2 separate regions of the Homo sapiens genome follow, and region 1 is linked to region 2. Evidence: chromatin loops called from intact Hi-C (ENCODE). Cell type or tissue: PC-9. All regions are shown on one strand. Links, peaks and the distances in the headings refer to the core of each region. The heading gives the core; the rest is flanking DNA.

Evidence for each region. A loop is a pair of places that touch in the nucleus more often than their neighbours do. Peaks named below come from ENCODE experiments on the same cell type or tissue, not always from the same donor. Only the 100,000 strongest peaks of a DNase experiment are listed, where the experiment ranks them.
Region 1: it touches region 2 in a loop (8-fold over the local background); 5 of 110 quality-filtered maps call a loop at or near these places.

The regions. Positions count from the first base shown.
Region 1 is chr3:52,384,302-52,386,801 of GRCh38, reverse strand. It overlaps DNAH1 (dynein axonemal heavy chain 1), which reads right to left. Exons shown (of 78, transcript NM_015512.5): 53 at 1,825-2,016; 54 at 1,355-1,465; 55 at 457-642; 56 at 1-140. Among named protein-coding and RNA genes, the nearest start is that of BAP1, 24 kb to the left of the region's middle. In PC-9, for the core only: CTCF peaks have their summits at 1,181 and 1,380 (motif pointing right); a DNase peak (open chromatin) is centred at 1,421.
Region 2 is chr3:52,225,929-52,242,672 of GRCh38, reverse strand. It overlaps TWF2 (twinfilin actin binding protein 2), which reads left to right and starts at 3,515. Exons shown (of 9, transcript NM_007284.4): 1 at 3,515-3,681; 2 at 7,567-7,644; 3 at 10,551-10,729; 4 at 11,134-11,229; 5 at 11,442-11,546; 6 at 11,678-11,803; 7 at 12,603-12,753; 8 at 12,891-13,012; 9 at 13,472-14,061. The coding sequence starts at 3,657. The coding sequence ends at 13,639. It overlaps TWF2-DT (TWF2 divergent transcript), which reads right to left and starts at 3,435. Exons shown (of 2, transcript NR_135307.1): 1 at 3,238-3,435; 2 at 1,576-2,498. RefSeq lists enhancers at 1,313-1,841, 2,040-2,229, 2,883-2,932, 4,840-5,382, 5,383-5,924 and 3 more and silencers at 3,353-3,872, 10,769-10,978. In PC-9, for the core only: CTCF peaks have their summits at 10,812 and 11,021 (motif pointing left); no DNase peak of the experiment used is centred there.

The DNA of each region.
Region 1 (2,500 bases), core at 1-2,500, 150 kb before region 2:
CCCTTGCCAGGCTCCCAGTAGTCATCCACCTTGGTGCCTGGCTTTTCTCCAGGCACCTTCTTGGGCTTGATGCCTTTCATAATGCACACAGCTTCTATGACCAGTTTCACACCCGGGGGTGGCCGCTGCATGGCACGTACCTGCAGGCCCAGCCACCAAGTGGGGAAGACTCAGACCCAGTGGGCACCCCTCGGCAGGGACCCTGCCAGAAAGGTTGGCCCTACCAACCAAGTCTCTACTACCACAGGACACGGGCATATCCAGAGATCCACCGAGGTTGGCCTCAGCCCACAGTTCCTTCTGTTCCCCAACCCAGGTGCCCATGCTCCTACTTGGGCCCTGGGGGCTGGAATGAGGAGGGTGGGGCAGGCTGCTGGGTCCCAGGGGATGTGCAGAGGGAAGGCTTGAGGACAGAGGCATATGAGAGGGAATGCCAGGAGATGCCCTGCTGCCCACCTCGGTCACATCGTTCTTGTTGAGGTTGCGCAGGCTGGCCAGAGCCGCATCCAGGGCTGGCAACGCCTCGTCCAGGTCCTTCTGGGCATCGTCAGCAATAGCTTGTGCCTTCTTGGCCTTCTCATTGGCTTTGATCTCCTCTGTCTGCACTGAATTCCGGGTCTCCTCGGCGATGGCCGTATCCACCTGGGGATGGGAGACATAGGGATGTCCTCCCCCCTTTTCTCTTCTCTGCATCTTAGTCTCCCCAGATGGAAGGAGAGTTGGGGTGCCCTGTTCTCCAAGGGCCCTCCAGCTGTGACAGGCCAGAGAGGTCTGGGAATACCAGGAGCCCCTTCCACCTCCTGAGTGCTCACCATGGGCCTGGCGTGTGGCTTGGGGCCTTACAAGTTTGGATGTAAGTGCCCCACAGGCAGGGCCCCCTAAGCCTGCAGGCACCTTCATGCAAGACAGAGAAAGACCCTCCTCCTGCCTTTCTTCTAGCTTCTTTCTATCTACTGGGAAGTTTTGCAATGCACTGACTTTGCCGAGCAGGACACTTGACTATTCCTTCCAGAAAGCTGTCATAAGGAATACACAAACTGCAAGGTCTGCCATGAGGATCGGGCCCTCCAACATGGGGCCCTGTGCTGGGCAGACTCCGGGTTGTGGTTATTGGAATCGTTCAGATTCCTCTGCCTTGCTCCTCACCGACCCCCTGCCCAGTGCAGTGCCTGGCATAGAAGAGCTACTGGGCAAACATTCCATGACAAAATGGATGGCTACTGATTGAGGAAGCTGGGGCACACGGAGGCCAGATGACTTGCAGTGGCCAGGCAGCTAGCGAGCCTGCGCCTGTGTGGGGGTGCCGAGCTTCCTCAGAGTCAGGCATTGGGGAGGGGCTCGGGAGCACCCCAACCTTGATCTGCTCCATGGTGAGCATGGTGTCCTTGGCAGCCTCCTCCAGCAGGGGGTGCATACTCTCCAGGTCCTCCTGCATCTTGGCTACATCCTCAGAAGTGCGCAGCAGCTAGGGGTCAGGGCAGAGACAGGAAAACAGGTGTGGCAGGGACAGAGAGAGCACAGGGCCTGCTGGGCCGCCCTCATTCATGAGAGAGAAGCTGTGGCCGGCAGCTTCGGTGGCCCCCACATTGCCCAGCCGACCCCAGAGGAAGGGCATCAGTCCCCCAAATATCTGTGGGGTGCCACGCTTTGGCCTGGCCCTTGACTGGCAACTTTTGTTCTTTTGATGAGGGGGGAAGCCACCCACTTCAACGTCGTGGGCTGCAGTTTGAAAGGCGGAGCATGGTGTCACCCTGGAGTCAGGGCTGAGTGAGCAGGCAGCCTGCAGGCAGCTGACCTTGTCCACGGGGACTCGCCTGGGCCCACCTTGTCGAGGCCGCTCTTCATGCGGTTCTTGGCAGTTTTCAGCTCCAGTTTCTTCTGCCCGATGAGGATGGAGAAAATATGAAGCAGCTCCAAGTAGCTCTTGGGGGTCACATAGTTGTGGCGGGTCAGCTCTGCCAGGTACTCGATGCACTTCTTGGACACCGACTGGTGGATGTACACACAGACCTGGATCTGGGGGAGGAAGACCATGGATGCCGGCCTGGTAGAGGCCCCAGGAAAGACAGGGACTGGGTGCCCACAGCCACTGCAACCTGGGCCGAGGAGGGGGCCACAGCAGGAACCTCCATGCCTCTCACATTCACTCTATGAGCCTCACGACCTCCAGGTCGAGGTCACCTTTTGTGCAGATGAAAAACCCCAGGCCCAGGGAAGTCCAGGGGTTAGTTCAAGTTCACATAGCTGTCAAGGGCTGGGCTGGCTTTGAACTTGGACCTAGCTGTCTCCCAGCTCTTGGCCCAGTGGTCTTTTCACAGCCCCCATGACCTGCCTCTCTCTGAGAGCCCTGAGGTGGTTCCCCCTCAGAGGCTGGATCTAGGGGGAGACAGGGCCCAAGGCCTCAGCACAGCTGGTAGGGAAATGTTGGGACTGTCACCGTCTCAGGCTGGACCAGGCAAATCTACACCCCCATCTGTGATCTCTGGAGTTCTATCAGGGG
Region 2 (16,744 bases), core at 10,016-12,515:
TTACAGGCGTGCTGGGATTACAGGCGTGCTAGGATTACAGGCATGAGCCACCACACCCAGCCTTTTTTTTTTTTTTTTAATTTTATTCCGGCAACACTTCATTCTATGCTGCAGAACTAATGTTCTCCAAAACTGTCATTCTTTTCCCAAATGGATACCTGTTACCTTGCAACCTTGTGTCAAAATATTATGCATTAACCAGATCCCCACAAAAAGGCAAAAAGCCTCATGAATCTCCAGGTGACTGCAATCACAAATTGCTCAGCAGTAAATTCTTTGCCAGTCCCTAAAACTTTCAGGATGTATATCCTCCTATAAAACAAGGACATGTCAACTGCAACTTTAGGTCTGCAACCTAAACCTAACTCCTAAAACCAAAGTCTGTTAAATTTCACACTGACAATGTCAATTACAAGTTTATCTGCCCAGGTGCAGAACAAGGATAAGATGAGATCAATCATTCCTCCACCTAACCTGAGACCTCTGCATAATTGGCTCTTCTGTTACTCCCTGTTCTTCCAGTGTTCACCCTATCTTCCATATAGCTTAGATTTACGGGACACTAATTAAGAGTCTCACAAAAACATAACCATTTGCCTCACTGTCTTCTCCCCTTTAAAGAAATGTACAAATATTGAGCCTCCTGAAAACTTCTTGGGAGAGCACAGGCCACAGACGTTTCTTTGACTTGTGTTGCTTTCCTGGGCACGCTCCAACTCTGGCTCAGTAAACCTCGATTGATTGAAGCTCTTGCCTCAGTCTCTTATTTGGGTTAAGATTTTCTTTTTTTTTTTCTATAGACTAATTTTGGAAGTGAAAGATTTTCTTTGATGGTTTCTGTGTTTGGTGACACAGAAGTTTCCTCCACTCCAGATTCTACAAACTCCTCCCTTTGTTTCTTCAGTATTTTTAAATTTTTTAAGAGAGCCTCACTCTGTCACCCAAACTGGAATGCAGTGGTGTGATCACGGCTCACTGCAGCCCTTAACTCCTGGGCTCAGGTGATCCTCCTGCCTTAGCCTCCCAAGTAGCTGGGACTACAAACATGTGTGACTGTGCCTGGCTAATACATATCTATCTATTAATCTATCTATCTATCTATAGATATATATATGTAGAGATGGGGTCTTGCCATCTTTACCAGGCTGGTCTTGAATTCCTGGCCTCAAGCAGTCCTCCTGTCTCAGCCAAGTAGCTGGAACTACAGGTGTACATCACCATGCCTGGCTAATTTTAAAATAATTTTTTTTTTTTTTTTGTAGAGATGGAGTCTCACCATGTTGTTGTCCAGGCTGGTCTCAAACTCCTAGGCTCAAGAGATCTTCCCACCCTGGCCTCCCAAAGTGTTAGGATTACAGGCATGAGCCACTGTACCTGGCCCCCAACTTCTCGAATAAAATGAAACTATGATTCTTGGCCTCACTCACTACCATGTGACATTGATCAAATCACTTCACCTCTCCAAACCTCAGAGTCTTTATCTGTAAGATGGAAAAAGTAACACCTACTTCAGGGGCTGTCATGAGGATTAAATAAATGTGCCCAGCAGGTAGTAAGTATACAACACAAAGCATCTAATGGTTCATTCATACATTTGCTTATTTTGCAATTATTGGCCACCTGCCAATGTTGGGCACTGTTCTAGGCACAGGGGATACAGCAAGGGCAAACACCTAACTACTGGTGGAGGGAAGACGATAAACAAATACGTAAAGATTTGTGCCAGGTAGTGATAAAAGCAAAGAATGACCCATGGAGAGGGTCAGCTGGGGAGACCACGCAGTACCCTACTTTGTCACAGTTCATCCAGTGAGGGACATTTTTACAGGGCACATGACCTTAATCTTTTTCATTAATCTTGGTTAATTCATTTCCAGGAGGTCAAGTCTCTTGTGGTTCTGTGGAATCACCAGATGCTCCTGTGGGTGTGGCTTAGTCTGAGCTGATGTAACAAGTAGCTCTGTGTTGCTGGCACCATCTGGCTGTAGCAGGGTTCAGTGTGGGAGGCCTTGCCTGTGAACTGTTCTAGAAGGCAAGCTGCAGGGCTGCATAACACTCCATTTTCCACTGTGAGTGCTGGGGGGACAGTGGTTAGCAGATGACATAGGCCCAGTCTTCAGGGTGAGCGCAGGAAGATGAATGAGAAAACCCTTCAATTCTGTGTAGCTGGGCTCTCTGGGGATGAGAAACTCAGGGGTTGGGGGGCACAGAGGAGGCCTCAATGCAGGCTAGTGAGGGTGGGGAGCAAGACAGTAAATGGAGCTGAAGCTGGGGCCAGATGCCAGGTAGGCCACACATTTCATCATCACATCTCTCAGCAACCCCAGCCCAAAAAGCTGGCCTCCTTTCCAATCTTCCCAGCCAAAGTCCCTGGACAAGCTGATTGGACCAACCAGAGTCAGATGCTCATCCCTGACTCATCACAGTGGCCTGGAAGATGCCACATGTTGACTAGTTGGTAGCAGCAGGCAGGTACTGGTACCAGTAAGGCAAGGCTGCTGGATATAGACACAGAAGGTCATTAGGACATGGGAAGTTCCTCACCAGGCTCTGGCCCTCTTTCAACCTCTGGGCCTTTGCACATGCAGTGCCCTCTTCTCAGAAAACCTTTCTGGCTGGGACTAGTAAGTGGCTCACGCCTGTAATTCCAACGCTTTGGGAGTCCGAGGCGGGCAGATCACCTGAGGTCGGGAGTTCGAGATCAGACTGACCAACATAGAGAAACCCCGTCTCTACTAAAAATACAAAATTAGCCAGGCATGGTGGTGCATGCCTGTAATCCTAACCACTCGGGAGGCTGAGGCAGGAGTGAACCCGGGAGGCGGAGGTTGCAGTGAGCCGAGATCGCGCCAGTGCACTTCAGCCTGGGCAACAAGAGGGAAACTCCATCTCAAAAAAAAAAAAAAAGAAAAAGAAAAAGAAAGAAAACTTTTCCCTCCACTCTGCTGGGCTGTTTCATTCTCCCCTCTAGGTTTCCAATCTTCGCCTTCTCCTGGCAGCCCCTCACATTGTCTCGGCGGGCTCTCACCACCATACACTCCATCTAGTGGGTGAAGGCGGGCCTAGGCCCGTGAGGGCAAAGCCTAGCGGCCATGATCACCCCGAGGTGCCCAGGACCCCACGGGAGGCGCTCAAGAAACGGCCCCTGGGGAAGAGCTGGCGCGCCCACCCACAAGCAGACCCCTTCCTGGGTGCAAACCCGTGTACGCTGGGACCCACTCCTATTCGGAGACCCACCTGGCTTGGGGCGCACAGATCGGGCGCGCGCGCACGATCCGCCCCACCCACAGACCACCGTGATCAGGGCGCACAGACACACACGCGCGTCCTCCCACGCACGCTCGGTCACACGCAGGCCCCCCTCTCCTGCCACAGAGGAACGCGCTGGCGTGCGCACGGCGGATCAATCATCATCCTTAGACCCACCCGGACCGAGGCGCAGGCTGCGCGCACGCGCGGCCCCGAGTCCCCGCCTCCCTGCCGCGCCTGTCGGGGGCGGGGCGCCGCTGGGGGCGGGTCCTGCGGCACCGCCCGGGAAGCTGCGCGAGGGTCGACAGCCTCCGCCACATCCTCCACCTCTCTTGGTCCAGCGAGCGTTGCCGGGCCAGGGTCAAGCGGAGGGCTCCGACGGCGCGGACGGAGCGAAGCGCCGAGCCATGGCGCACCAAACGGGCATCCACGGTGAGGGCGGATGGCGGGCGGGCAGGGGGCCTCGGTCTGGGCTCTCGGAAGCGCCCCCCCCCGGCTCTCGGCCCCTCCCTCCACCCCACACCAGCCGGGAGAAAGCTTCCTGTTCTCTTTTGCAGCCGCGGGTCGCCTGGGGTGGGCACATCTGGGGGAGTACGGACGTGGTGTGCATAGCTGGGAGTGGGTGTATGTGTACGTACACAACTGGGGTGGAAGTATCTGTGTGCCTACCTGGAGATGAATGTGGCTGTGTGTGCCCATCTGTATATTTTTGTTCCTTTCCGGGAGTGGGTGTACACGCATGTGCACACGTCTTCCGTGTACAGTCCTGCCTGTGCACCTCTGGATGTGACTCGCTTGTGTACATCTAGGGTCATTCATGCACTGGCACTAGTGACTGTTTGAATGGACACTGTAGGTCGCATAGGACCCTCTTTAGACATCAGTGTTTCATGGCAGTGTGCACATGTATGTGGGTGTCTGTGTGTGTGCACAGTTGGAGCGCGTCTCAGTGTGCATTTTTGCCAAGGATGCATATACCGCATGTGTCTGACTTGAATGGGCTTGTTTATGTGTGTTAGGAGAAGGCCCTGACCTTTGCTCCTCCCAGGACACTCACTCTCCCCAGGCTAGGGAAAACCCGGAACAGAGACTTCTACGTGGGATGGAGAAAGCTGCCTATCTGACCTTGACCTCTGACCTCCCTCCCATTTTCCACTGTGACTTTCTGAGTCTGCCTCAGTCTGGTTGGAAGATCCCAGCTCCAGGCTGCAGACAGAGAAGAGGTCCAGATATGGGGTTTTGTGGGGAGAGTCCTGGCCCTAAAGAATCCAGGCCAGCTCCCACCCCCAGCCCCCAGCCCTAGGAAGCTTCACCATTCCCGCATCACACCCTCCCCTCCCCTAGGGGTCCCAGTTTCCTTCTTGGACAGGCTGTGAGAGAAGCAATGGCTGGGAGCCAGGTGCCCTGACTCTACCTGGGGCTCAGTGTCCTCCTCTGTCACTGGCCTGAGAGAGCTGCCTGGCCTGTGGGGAAGGCCCGGGCTGTTTGCCCAGACAGCCTGGCGGGTTTGGCCATCAGCCACCCCTCCCACCACACTAGGATCCCCTGCCTGGGGCTGCCACCATCGACCTGCCTGACCACCTGAATCCTGGTGCGGTTGTGGCCACTTGGTGGCTGGGCTGCCCTGAGAAGGTTTCCCTGGCCCCGCGAAGGCAGGGGCCTGGGTCAGGGCCAGGGCTCCCAGATGGGCCAGCCTTTCTCCAGGAGGAGCTGGCGGGCAGGCTTCATGACTCAGCCCCACAGGAGGGAACTGCCTCCTGGCCAGCTTCTTCCTTCCCCTTTGTCTGGTCATAGCTGCTGCCTCCCAGCCTCCAGCCCTGGTGGAGGAGATCCCAGGAAGTTAGCCACCCCATACCCCTTCCCTGCTGCCTCACTCCCTCCTTTCCCATAGTGAGACAGGCCCACCGAGGGGGTCACTGGGGACTGGGCTGCCCCTAGCCCTCCTTCCACCTGTGAGCAGCCCACTTCTTCCCATTTCTGGCCTGGGAAGTTGGCAGCAGAGATCACCCTGGAGGACCAGGTGCCAGCCCTGTCCTGACCATAGGTGTGGATCTGCTGACCGCAGAGTAGGCAGGAAAGGGACCTGTAATGTGAGGCTCACTTGAGTCGGAGGGAGGGTGTTCATGAATCATTGATAATAGAGGCTCAGGTGTCCCAGGCCTGGCCTCTGGATTATTGATGGTGGCTGGGCAGGCATTGGGGCTGGGGTGGGCAGGGATGTGCCTTTCCCTGTGGGGGTGTCAGTTTGCCCTGGTAACACTAGAAGGGGCCCGTCGGCCTGTCCCTTAGGGGAGCTTCTTGGCCTTCCTTCTGGGAAGGTCTGGGCAGGTAGAAGGGGCAGCTCAGCACAGTCAGCTTGCTGTTATTATCATAATAAAAGATTAATTGTTATTAATAGAGGCCACCATCGCCAAGCCCTTTCTCCCATTTACCCCTCACCACAGCCCTGCCAAGTTTGGGGCTATTATTTCCATTTTATACACTGAAGTTCAGAGAGGTCAGGAGTCACACAGCTGAGGGAGAAGTGGAGCCCCAGAGGCCAGGCTTGGGGCCTCAGGGACCTGCTTGGGATCTGCCGATGGAAAGTTCTGTCCTGGCCCAGTGGGATGGTGTCCACCTGCCTACAGTTCCATGCCATGTTTCTCTGAGCCCTAAGGGTCTGCTGAGCTCAGTTGGGCCCCAGCCCACCCAGTGGCCTTGGAGGGTGGTGCATAGCCTGAGGTCTCAGATTAACGGTCACTCTGCAAAGGGGGGGCACCTGAGGACATAACCAGAGTTTGTTTTCCTAAAGGCCCCCCCGCCCCTGAGTTGCCCAGTCCTGGCCCTATAAATATTCTCTGACCTCAGGCCTCCAGCTGTGTTCCTGACGGAATTCCCCTGACCCTTGGGCAGCCTCAAGGTCACACTGGCCTAGCCCTGCTCACCCAGGGACCCAAGCAGGGCCCTTCCCCACATGGGCCGTGGTGGTTTCCCTGTCCACTAGTAGATCCACCACTTATGGCTCCCCAGCTCTCACCATGGTCCTCACCTCTGCCCTGGGGTCCTTGGTCACTCACTGGCTCTCACCTTCCAGCTCTACAGCCCAATGACCAAGATGGAGTCTCTTTTTTTTTTTTTTTTCTGAGGCGGAGTTTCACTCTTGTTGCCCAGGCTGGAGTGCAATGGTGTGATCTCAGCTCACTGTAACCTCCGCCTCCCGGGTTCAAGCGATTTTCCTGCCTCAGCCTCCCGAGTAGCTGGGATTACAGGTGCGTGCTACCATGCCTGGCTAATTTTTGTATTTTTAGTAGAGATGGGGTTTTGCCATGTTGGCCAGGCTGGTCTTGAACTCCTGACCTCAGGTGATCTGCCCGCCTTGGCCTCCCAAATTGCTGGGATTACAGGTGAGAGCCACCGCACCTGACCAAGATGGAGTCTCTTAGTGAGTTTCGGGGAGCCATTCCTTCTCCTGGAAGCTGCCCCAACTGCCTGAGGGTTAAGGTCATGTTGTCCCCCCACCCCCCACAGGGCTGTATCTGGGCTGGCTGTGGCTCCTCGGGGTCTCAGGGTTAGACAGCCTGGCTGGAGGGCTGGGACTGGGGCTGCACACATGGGTGTCATGCGTGTCCATGTGCTTCTGTGTACACTTTGATACATCCTGTTGCCTGCACACACGTCTCAGCCAAGCTCTGCACTTGCCTGCCTGTGTGCGTGTTAGCAAGCCGGGGACTATATCTCTGTGTGTGTTTGTGTATCTAAACATGCGTGTCCATTTGTGTTTGAGCAACTGAGCATGTGTTCATGTATGAGGGTGTTTGAATTTCTGCTCCTCTGTCACACATGCGTGTTGTGTGTTACATTCACACATGCTGGATTGAGCTGTGTGTGTGTGTGTGTGTGTGTGAATGGGCATAGTGGTCATTGCACAGTGGGGGCATTTGTCTGTGTTCTTTTTTCTGTGTATATGACTGTGCTGAGTGTGTCCAGGCCAGCCCAGAGCTCGGCCATCCTGCGGGGCAGGGGGCAGATGGAGGCTATTCACTGTGGCTGGCCTGGCTTATGCCAGAGCCTGCCCATCTTCTGGTGGGTTGTCCCATCCCTGCCCACCCCGCCCCATCACCAGACCTATCCCAGCCAGCAGGCCACTCGCCTGCCACCTCTGCTGGCTAAATTTGGGAGCTTGTGTTCAGTGGCTGTCTCAGGTTCCCAGTCACATGGGGGGCTGTATTTAACCTGGTTCCCAGCTCAGCCACCAGACCCTGTGGGACAGAGCAGGCCCCATACTCGTCTCTGTCCACTCTGCCCACTCATCCCCCACCATGTTTCTTGTTCTTATAGCCACGGAAGAGCTGAAGGAATTCTTTGCCAAGGCACGGGCTGGCTCTGTGCGGCTCATCAAGGTTGTGATTGAGGACGGTGAGTGCCCCTCACAGGCCAGGGTATAGGCTTGGGGGTGGACTCTGCTGCCTCTGTGGGTGGGGGAAGGAGGATGTTGGCCCCTGGCCTGCCGGGACCTCAATTTCCCACTCTGGAAATGGGTGTGAGGCCATCCTGACAAAGGAGAGCCTCACAGGGCAGCATCAGAGGTGGGCGCAATTGTCACCTCTGTTATGCAGAGCAGGAAGCCGAAGCTGGGGTCAGCAAATAGAGCCCTGTCCTGGGGTCCTGCCACCTCCCAGAGGCTGCATGGATATTCAGATGGGCCTGGCCAGGATGCCGAGCTGGGCTGGGCAGAGGGGCAGGGGATAAGTGAATCCAGCACTGCCCCTTGTGGCTGGTGCCACCCGCCTCATTTGTTGGTGGCCTGGCCTGGCTCAGCTGCTGTCCGAGGGGAGACCTAAGGAGATCCTGCACCCTTCTCTTGGAAGTGCCCCCATGATGGGGAGAAGGGATGAGTGTCTGGCTCATCTGAGAGTAGGATGGGAGGGTTCTAGGCTTGGCTGGGCTTTGGCCTTGCCCCTGAGGACCTGGGAGCTGTATAGAGGGCAGTGCTGGGGACACTGGGACTTGAGCTGAGGCCTGAAGTGGGGAGGGTTTGGGGAGGCAGAGGATTAAACTGAGGAGGATTGGGAGGTCAGAGGCCAGAGAACATTTTTTCACCTTTCCTCCATGCCAATGGACTGTCCCTTTGGGTGAGGGGTACAGACTTTGGGACTGGGGTGGGCCAGGCTCCCCAGAGGTCCTCCCAGCTCTTCTCATTAGCCATTCAGCAGCAGGCACTTTGGATGGCTGCCTGAATGGGCCTGGTGCTCAGCTGGCTTTCCACGCGTTGTGTTGGCTCAAAGCAGGATCTGCCATTCCAGGTTTTAGGGCCTTGGCAGTGCTTTGCCCAGGGAGTCCAAATTCTGATGCCCTCAGAGACTGGGCAGGGGTCACTGTGGCAGAATATTAGTGATGGCTTCCTGGAGTGGCAGGCCACAGCCACCCCACCCTTAAAAAGGCAGTTGTACTCATTGACCCCAGTCCTCGGCCCTCCCTGTTGCCTCCCAGACAAGATGTCCCTGCAGATTTTTTTTTTTTTTTTTTTTTTTGAGACGGAGTTTCGCTCTGTCACCCAGGCTGGAGTGTAGTGGTGTGATCTCAGCTTACTGCAAGCTCCGCCTCCCGGGTTCACGCCATTCTCCTGCCTCAGCCTCCCGAGTAGCTGGGACTACAGGCGACCACCACTGCGCCCGGCTAATTTTGTATTTTTAGTAGAGACGGGGTTTCACCATGGTCTCAATCTCCTGACTTCGTGATCCGCCCACCTCGGCCTCCCAAAGTGCTGGGATTACGGGCATAAGCCACCGTGCCCAGCCGTCCCTGAAGATTTTAAGCAGGAGGAATCTCTGGATTGACTTTTATCTCAGTTCTGCATGACAGTTGTTGGGGTACCTGGGACTGCCCAGGAGGGTCCAGGCCCCCGATGGGCAGCCACTGTCCATCTCCAATTGAGGATGGCTCCAGTGTGGCCAGAGGGCCTGATTTTTCTAGAGAGGCTGAGAATTCTACTTCTTATGTAAAATTTCCCAGTTTGAAAATGTTAGCAACAAATTAAGCAATGTTGACAGTGCTGTAGGGGCCAACACAGGCCGTGACTACTCAAAGTCACTGTGACTGTGATCCTGTCTGAGTTCTGGGTGGGCAGGTGAGGAGGCCGAGGCCTCAGAGGGCCTGGTCTGTTGGGGCGTCCAGGCATCGGGGCCCCTGCCCAGATCAGGAGAGTCTGGTGGACTGACACCAGGACCCCCAGCCAGGCTGACTGCCCCTTTGCCCCAGTTATTGCTCCAGGCTAGACCTGTGTATACCCAGGCTGGTGTCTGGTGCCCAGATGAGGTCCCAGTCTACAAGTGCAGCTGGATGCCCCATTTCAGCCAAGGAGCTAGCAGGCCTGTGGGGCCTAGGCACTTAGATGGTGGCTGCTTTGGATCTGCGACATTTTCTTTCTTTTTTTGAGACGGAGTTTCGCTCTTGTTGCCCAGGCTGGAGTGCAATGGCGCCATCTCCTGCTCACCACAACCTCCGCCTCCTGGGTTCAAGCGATTCTCCCACCTCAGCCTCCCGAGCAGCTGGGATTACAGGCCACTACACCCAGCTAATTTTGTATTTTTAGTAGAGACGGGGTTTCTCCATGTTGGTCAGGGTGGTCTCGAACTCCCAACCTCAGGCGATCCGCCTGCCTCTGCCTCCCAAAGTGCTGGGATTATAGGCGTGAGCCACCGCGCCCGGCAAGGATCTGTGACATTTTCGAGGGGACTGCAGCTGGCAGGTAGCCGCAGGATGTCTGTTTATCCAGGGTCTGGTAGGAGCCCCTGCTCCTCCTTTCCAGAGGCTTTTACCCCTGTAGGTCCCTGTGGCCTGGGGCTGTGACCTGCCCCTCAGCACATTTGTCCTGAGGGGAGTCTGCTGCGGTTCTTCTGCTGGAGCCCCAGGGGAGGAGGCGAGCAGGAGGCAGTTTCGTGGGGACTGTGGGCTGAGCAGCTGTGCGGTGGGGATGGGGTCCAAGGGAGCACCCAGGGGTGTGGTGTCCGTGAGGGGCTGACGGCTGCGTGTCTTTGTGTGGCTGTTTGTGTTGGTGATCTGCGCACGTGTGTGTGTGTGGGGGGGTGTGTGCACGCGCTGGGGATGTGCAGGGGGGCAGCCCCCAGGTGGCAGCTTTGTGCCTTCCCTTGCTCACTCATTCAGCCACACAGCCTCACACTTCTGGGACCTGGGGGCTCCAGGGAAGGTGAGGGGCAGCCGGCGGCTCTGAGCCAGCTGGGCAGCCACGGCGAGGCTGGAGGTCTGCAGCGGGAGGCGCAGTGGGAGCTGGGAGCGGCTGCTCATCCGGCCTCTGCCCCCAGAGCAGCTCGTGCTGGGTGCCTCGCAGGAGCCAGTAGGCCGCTGGGATCAGGACTATGACAGGGCCGTGCTGCCACTGCTGGACGCCCAGCAGCCCTGCTACCTGCTCTACCGCCTCGACTCACAGAATGCTCAGGGCTTCGAATGGCTCTTCCTCGCCTGGTCGCCTGATAACTCCCCCGTGAGTCCTGGGCCAGTGGGAAGTGAGGAGGGGAGCTGGGGCTGAGCCAGGCAACAAGGCCTTGCCCTGGGGGATCCAAGAGGGGACACAGGCCTGCCCCTGGAGGGTGGGGGAAGAGCTGTCAGGCCGTGCCCTAGGGAGTCTGAGAGAGGGTCAAGTCCCTGTGCCCGCAGCCTGGGTACCTCTTGCTCTCCAGGCATCAGCCTGGCTCCGGAGGCTGTGATCAGGCTGGACGAGGGCTCCCCCTGCTGGTGGGGGCCACCTGCTGCGTCCTGGCCCCGGGCTGGCCCTCTGCCAGGTGTGCCAGCGCAGTGAGCCCACCGAGTTCCTCCAGAGGCACCTGTCTGTTCCGGGAGAGGCAGCCCTGCCCAGAGGCCTCTTACGGTTTGGCCCTTGCCCTTCAGGTGCGGCTGAAGATGCTGTACGCGGCCACGCGGGCCACAGTGAAAAAGGAGTTTGGAGGTGGCCACATCAAGGATGAGCTCTTCGGGACTGTGAAGGTAATCCTAAGCCAGGACTTACCGGGACACAATCCTGGGCCCACAGAGAGGGGTCACTGTGCAGGGTCAGAGAGCAAGCTAGTGCCAGCTTCGGGAGGAAGATGGGGGCGCTGGGGGAGTCCAAGGGCTGCAAGCTGGCGTGCTCCGTGGGCCTCCTCTAGCCAATCCCCAGGTGCCCATTTATGGCTCTGCATTCACCCCCACCCCTGCAGGATGACCTCTCTTTTGCTGGGTACCAGAAACACCTGTCGTCCTGTGCGGCACCTGCCCCGCTGACCTCGGCTGAGAGAGAGCTCCAGCAGATCCGCATTAACGAGGTGGGTGGGGAGCAGAGGCCCCAGCCTTGAGCCCTCAGGGTCATATCGGCCCAGTGGCAGCCTGTGCTGCCTGGGAGCCACACCCTGCTTTGGGCCGGTGAGGGCCTCCCTCACCATTCCCCTACCCACAGGTGAAGACAGAGATCAGTGTGGAAAGCAAGCACCAGACCCTGCAGGGCCTCGCCTTCCCCCTGCAGCCTGAGGCCCAGCGGGCACTCCAGCAGCTCAAGCAGAAAATGGTCAACTACATCCAGATGGTGGGTGCCTGCTCCCTACCCTGGCACATGCTGCCACCACCCCTACTCCTGCCCATGCACATGTGCAGATGTACATGGAGTCCCCACTCCACCAGCCTGCAGTCTGTCCCCTTCAGCTCGTCCATGTGCTTGTGGGAACACATGGTCCACCCCACCCCTCCCTGATCCCTACCTATTCCGCCTGGGGCGCAGACACTGTGTGCACATAGATGTGTTCTGGTCCCTTGTCCCCAGGCCCTGCTCATACACAGGTACACCTGTGAGCACACTGCCCCATTCCGCCCTCCACCCATACCCCTGGGGTCACACTGACCCCTCAGCCCCGAGGCCCTTCCTGTCAGAGATCCCCTCTGTTGTCTCCTTGACCACCCCGTTTCCCTAGGCAGGGTCCTTCTGCCCTGGCTGTTCCGGCTGCCGCTTTCAAGCAAAACGGCTCCTCCCTTCCAAGATGCTTCCGCCAGAGGCCTTGCCTCTGAGGATGGGCTGGCCCAGTGGCAGTATCTCCCTGAGGTTGTGACCCTCCACACCATCCTGTCCCAGGAGTCACTACCGTTGACTACCCTTGGTGGGAGTTCCTTCTCTAGCACAACCTTCAAAGGGGCAGAGTTGGGGCTGGGCCCAGGACTGGCCTCTTCAGAGGGACCCCCATAGAGGGATGGCCATTGCAGGGGAGTCTTGGGAGAGGGAGGTCACATCAGGCTCCTGCCCACCAGCTAATCCTGTTTGAGGGCTTCCTGGGGAGAGGGGCCTGGGCCCACCCCGACCTGGTGCTCTCCCATCTTCCCTTGGCCCTGGGCAGAAGCTGGACCTAGAGCGGGAAACCATTGAGCTGGTGCACACAGAGCCCACGGATGTGGCCCAGCTGCCCTCCCGGGTGCCCCGAGATGCTGCCCGCTACCACTTCTTCCTCTACAAGCACACCCATGAGGGCGACCCCCTTGAGTCTGTAGGTGAGTGGCCATGGCAGGGCTCCCAAGCCTGTGGCTGGGTGGGAGCAGGGCTGGTCTGCAGTGGGGCAGGCCTGCTCTGGGTGCGAAGGTCAGCAGGTTTCTCAGGCCTCCCAGGCTCACCTCCTGCCCCCCAACAGTGTTCATCTACTCCATGCCGGGGTACAAGTGCAGCATCAAGGAGCGAATGCTCTACTCCAGCTGCAAGAGCCGCCTCCTCGACTCCGTGGAGCAGGACTTCCATCTGGAGATCGCCAAGAAAGTAGGCGCCCTCCCCAGGGCCTCACCTCCCCAGGCCCTATCACTCCAATCTCCATGTGGGGCGCTGGGGTCCTGAGATGACGGCAGAGCAGGAATCGTTGCTGTCGTGTTGATCATAGGGCATCTGAGGCCCAAGGAGCAACACGCATGGCCCAAGGCTGCCCAGCTGATCGGTGGCTCAGAAAAGTCCAAGTCCTGGCTACCATGTCATGTCCTTTCCCTGGGCCTGGAGACAGGGAGGAGGTGACCCCAGCGAGCAGAGTCCAAGGCATGCAGGGCAGCAGGCCCTAAGCTCTTGCTTTCCTGGGAGTGGCATTCCAGGTGGGGAATCAAGGGGAGACCTCAGGAGACCCCAGGGCTAGGATGTGAGAGTAAGGGGTGCCCCAGGAGTGGGGGCTACCAGGGGTGGTGTGTGTCAGAGCCCCTCCCATTGGGGTGACCACTGCCTTGCCCCATGCAGATTGAGATTGGCGATGGGGCAGAGCTGACGGCAGAGTTCCTCTACGACGAGGTGCACCCCAAGCAACACGCCTTCAAGCAGGCCTTCGCCAAGCCCAAGGGCCCAGGGGGCAAGCGGGGCCATAAGCGCCTCATCCGCGGCCCGGGTGAAAATGGGGATGACAGCTAGGAGGCTGGAGCAGGGCCGGCCACGTGTGGACTGTGGGGCTGCCCACCTTCCGCTCCCTGCCACCATCCTCCTTCCTGGGCTCCAGGAAAGTGTTTCTGGGAGGTCAGGAGGGCTGGCAGCTGAACGCACTTGCAGCGTCCGAGGGCCACCGGGCTGGCATTTTGTGACCCTTCCCTGTTGCTGTCCCTGCATCTCGTCTGTGTGCCCAGGGTGTCCGGGGACCCTGCCTGGCTGGCTTAAGGGGGCTGGGTCAGGGGCCTGGCATGAACCTGGCCTCCCGGGGAGCTGAGACTAGGGTCCCAGCACAGCCCAGAAACCTTTGGCCACAAGAAGTGGGGTCAGTCAGGGCTGGGGCAGGGGTCACTGCAGTTTGGGATGGTTGAATGCTGTATTTTCTAAAGAATAAAATATTTTTAAATCAAGACTTGTGCTTGGCCCTGAGAGACCGCCTCTGGCCCTGGGAATTGGGCAGTCTTGTGCATATAACTGTCCTTTCCCAACAGGGGAGAGGGGAGTGCCGGCCTGCGAGGTGGAGCCCCAGCACTCCACCTCCAGGTGTGTGGGAGAGGCTGTGCCTGTGAGTGGGCGTGCAGCCTCACGCGGGTCTCCCAGTCAACAGGAGCCCTGCTGGAGAGGCAGGCGCGCCTCCACTGTGACATGAGGGATCTGCATATGGTCATTTGCTGAGGCTGCCGTAACAAATTACCACCAACTTAGTGGCTTCGAAGAAACTCAAATGTATTCTCTTACAGTTCTGGAGGCTGGAAGACTGAGATGGGTCTCACAGGGCCAAAGTTGAGGTGTTGGCAGGGCTGGCTGTGTCTGGGCCCCTCAGAAGAACCCATCTCCTGGCCTTTTCTGGCTGTATTCCTTGGCTTGGGGCCCCTTCCTCCACCTTCAAAGCCAGAGGTGACATCTCTGATTCTGCTTTCCTCAGCCTCTGGGCTCCCATGGCCTTTTGTAGTCGAATCTCCCTCTGTCTCCATTTCATAAGGGACATTGTAATTGCATTCACCCTCCCTGCCCCCACCACCTACCCCTGTCAAGATGGGTAACTTAATCACATCTGCGAAGTCGTTTTTGCCACACTGTGGGGTGTTGGGGTCACGTGTTTGCAGGTTTGGGGAATTAGGACAAGGATCTCTGAGAGGGACTTTATGCAGCCTCCCACATGGGATAAGGGCTCCTCCTCGAAGGCTTCCCAGCCTCCCTGGGCTGAGGCCAGGACAAGTTTTTCTGTGGACATCGATATCGGTGTCTCCAAGCTGAGTGTGTCCATGTGCGTGGGTCTGTACCTGTGTGTGCAGACCCCTCTGTCAGCTTACTGGCCTCTCTGGTTTTCTGCCTCCAAAGAAGGCAGGGCCACTGCTGGGTATGGGGGTCTGGGTCCCTGGTCCAAGGGACTCTGGGAAAGTCTCAGGCTTGGGGCTCCACAGGAGCCCGAGCTTTGGTGTATCCCTCTGAGAGGTGGATGGAGGGAATGAATGCAGGTGCCTTCCACCCCAGGCAGGCAGGAGTGGAAGCATGGGGTTGATGCCTGCAGCCCAGCTACTGAGTGGGCACTGCTCTCCTTCCTGGCTCAGGGCAACATTCTATCCCTGGCGCCTTTCTGAGCCCCTGCTCAAGCCCCTAGAATTGTAGAGAGGAGAGCCAGACTAGCTAAGACCCAGAGGAGGCTTGTCCTTGCCCAGCCGAAACATTGGCTCCCAGGTGGGCAGGAAGACGATGCCATCGCCCCCTGCTGCTGAGCCAGCCAGATGCCTGGCACTATGGAGCCTGCCTGCCATGATACCACCCAGAGTGGGCCTGGGGGGAGCAGGCTGGCAGATGTGCAGCCTTGCCTCCTCCCAGCAGCAACAATTCATTAATTCATTCATTCAGCCTTCACTCAGAAATACCCTCTCTGTGCCTGCCCAGAGCTGACTGCTGGGTGTACATAATTCAGCAGATATCAAGCACTTACTATGTGCTGGGCACTGTACTGGATCCTGGGGATGCAGATAAAAGATCACTGCCCTTAAGAAGCTGACATTCCAGCAGGGGAATAAGACGATATACAATAAACCATGAAAGATCAATGATCCGGTGTGCTAGCAGTTAAAAAATGTTAGGACAAAGAGAAACATAGACCAGGCAAAGGAGCTCAGGAGTGCCAGATCTGGGGTGGGAGGTTTGTAAGAAGGCTGGATGGCCCTGTTGAGAGGGTGACATGGGAGCAGAGACATAATGGAGGCAAAGGAGGGGTCATATGAGACTTGGGGGAGTTTTCAGGCAGAGGGAACAGCACATCCCAAGGCCCTGAGGCAGGAGAATGCCCAGGGGCTACACAGTCAACTGCAAGCAGGCCAGTGGGCCTGGAGAGCACTCAGGGGAACAGCGGGTGGCAGGTCCCATAGGGCCTTGTTGGCCATCTGTGGACTGTGGCTTTGACTCCAGAGTCAGCCAGGGAGGGGTCTGAGCAGAGGAGGGACCTAGTGTGACTTAGGTTTGAACAGTTCCCTCTAGGGGCTGAATGTGACCAGCCCCTGGAGGGCAGAGAGCAGGGCAGGACAGCCAGAAGGGAGGTGGCACCTGCATGGGTCTAGGAGAGAGGATGGGGGCTGGTGGACATGGGGACGGTGGGCTGTGGGCACACCCTTCAGCATGGTGGACCCAGCAGAACTTGCTGAGGGGCCCGGGGTCACCCAAGGCTTTGGGCCCGAGGAATCTGAGTCTCCTCACCTAGATCAGAAGGAGAGTGGGAAGAACTGATGGGGAGGACTGGCTGGCGGCCCTGCTGGGCCAGCACACACCTGGCCTCTAGGAGCCCCATCTGGAGTGACGTGGTGTGTGCTCTGATGGGGCCCCAGGGGCTCTGGGAATGTGGAGGAGGAGGTCTTGTTTCCGGAAGATGTTGCAAGGCTGTGGTGAAGGCAGGTGCAGCCTAGCCTCCTGCTCAAGCTACACCCTGGCCCTCCACGCATGAGGCCCTGCAGAACTCTGGAGATGGTGCCTACAAGGGCAGAAAAGGACAAGTCGGCAGCCGCTGTCCTGAGGGCACCAGCTGTGGTGCAGGAGCCAAGACCTGAGGGTGGAAGTGTCCTCTTAGAATGGGGAGTGCCCAGC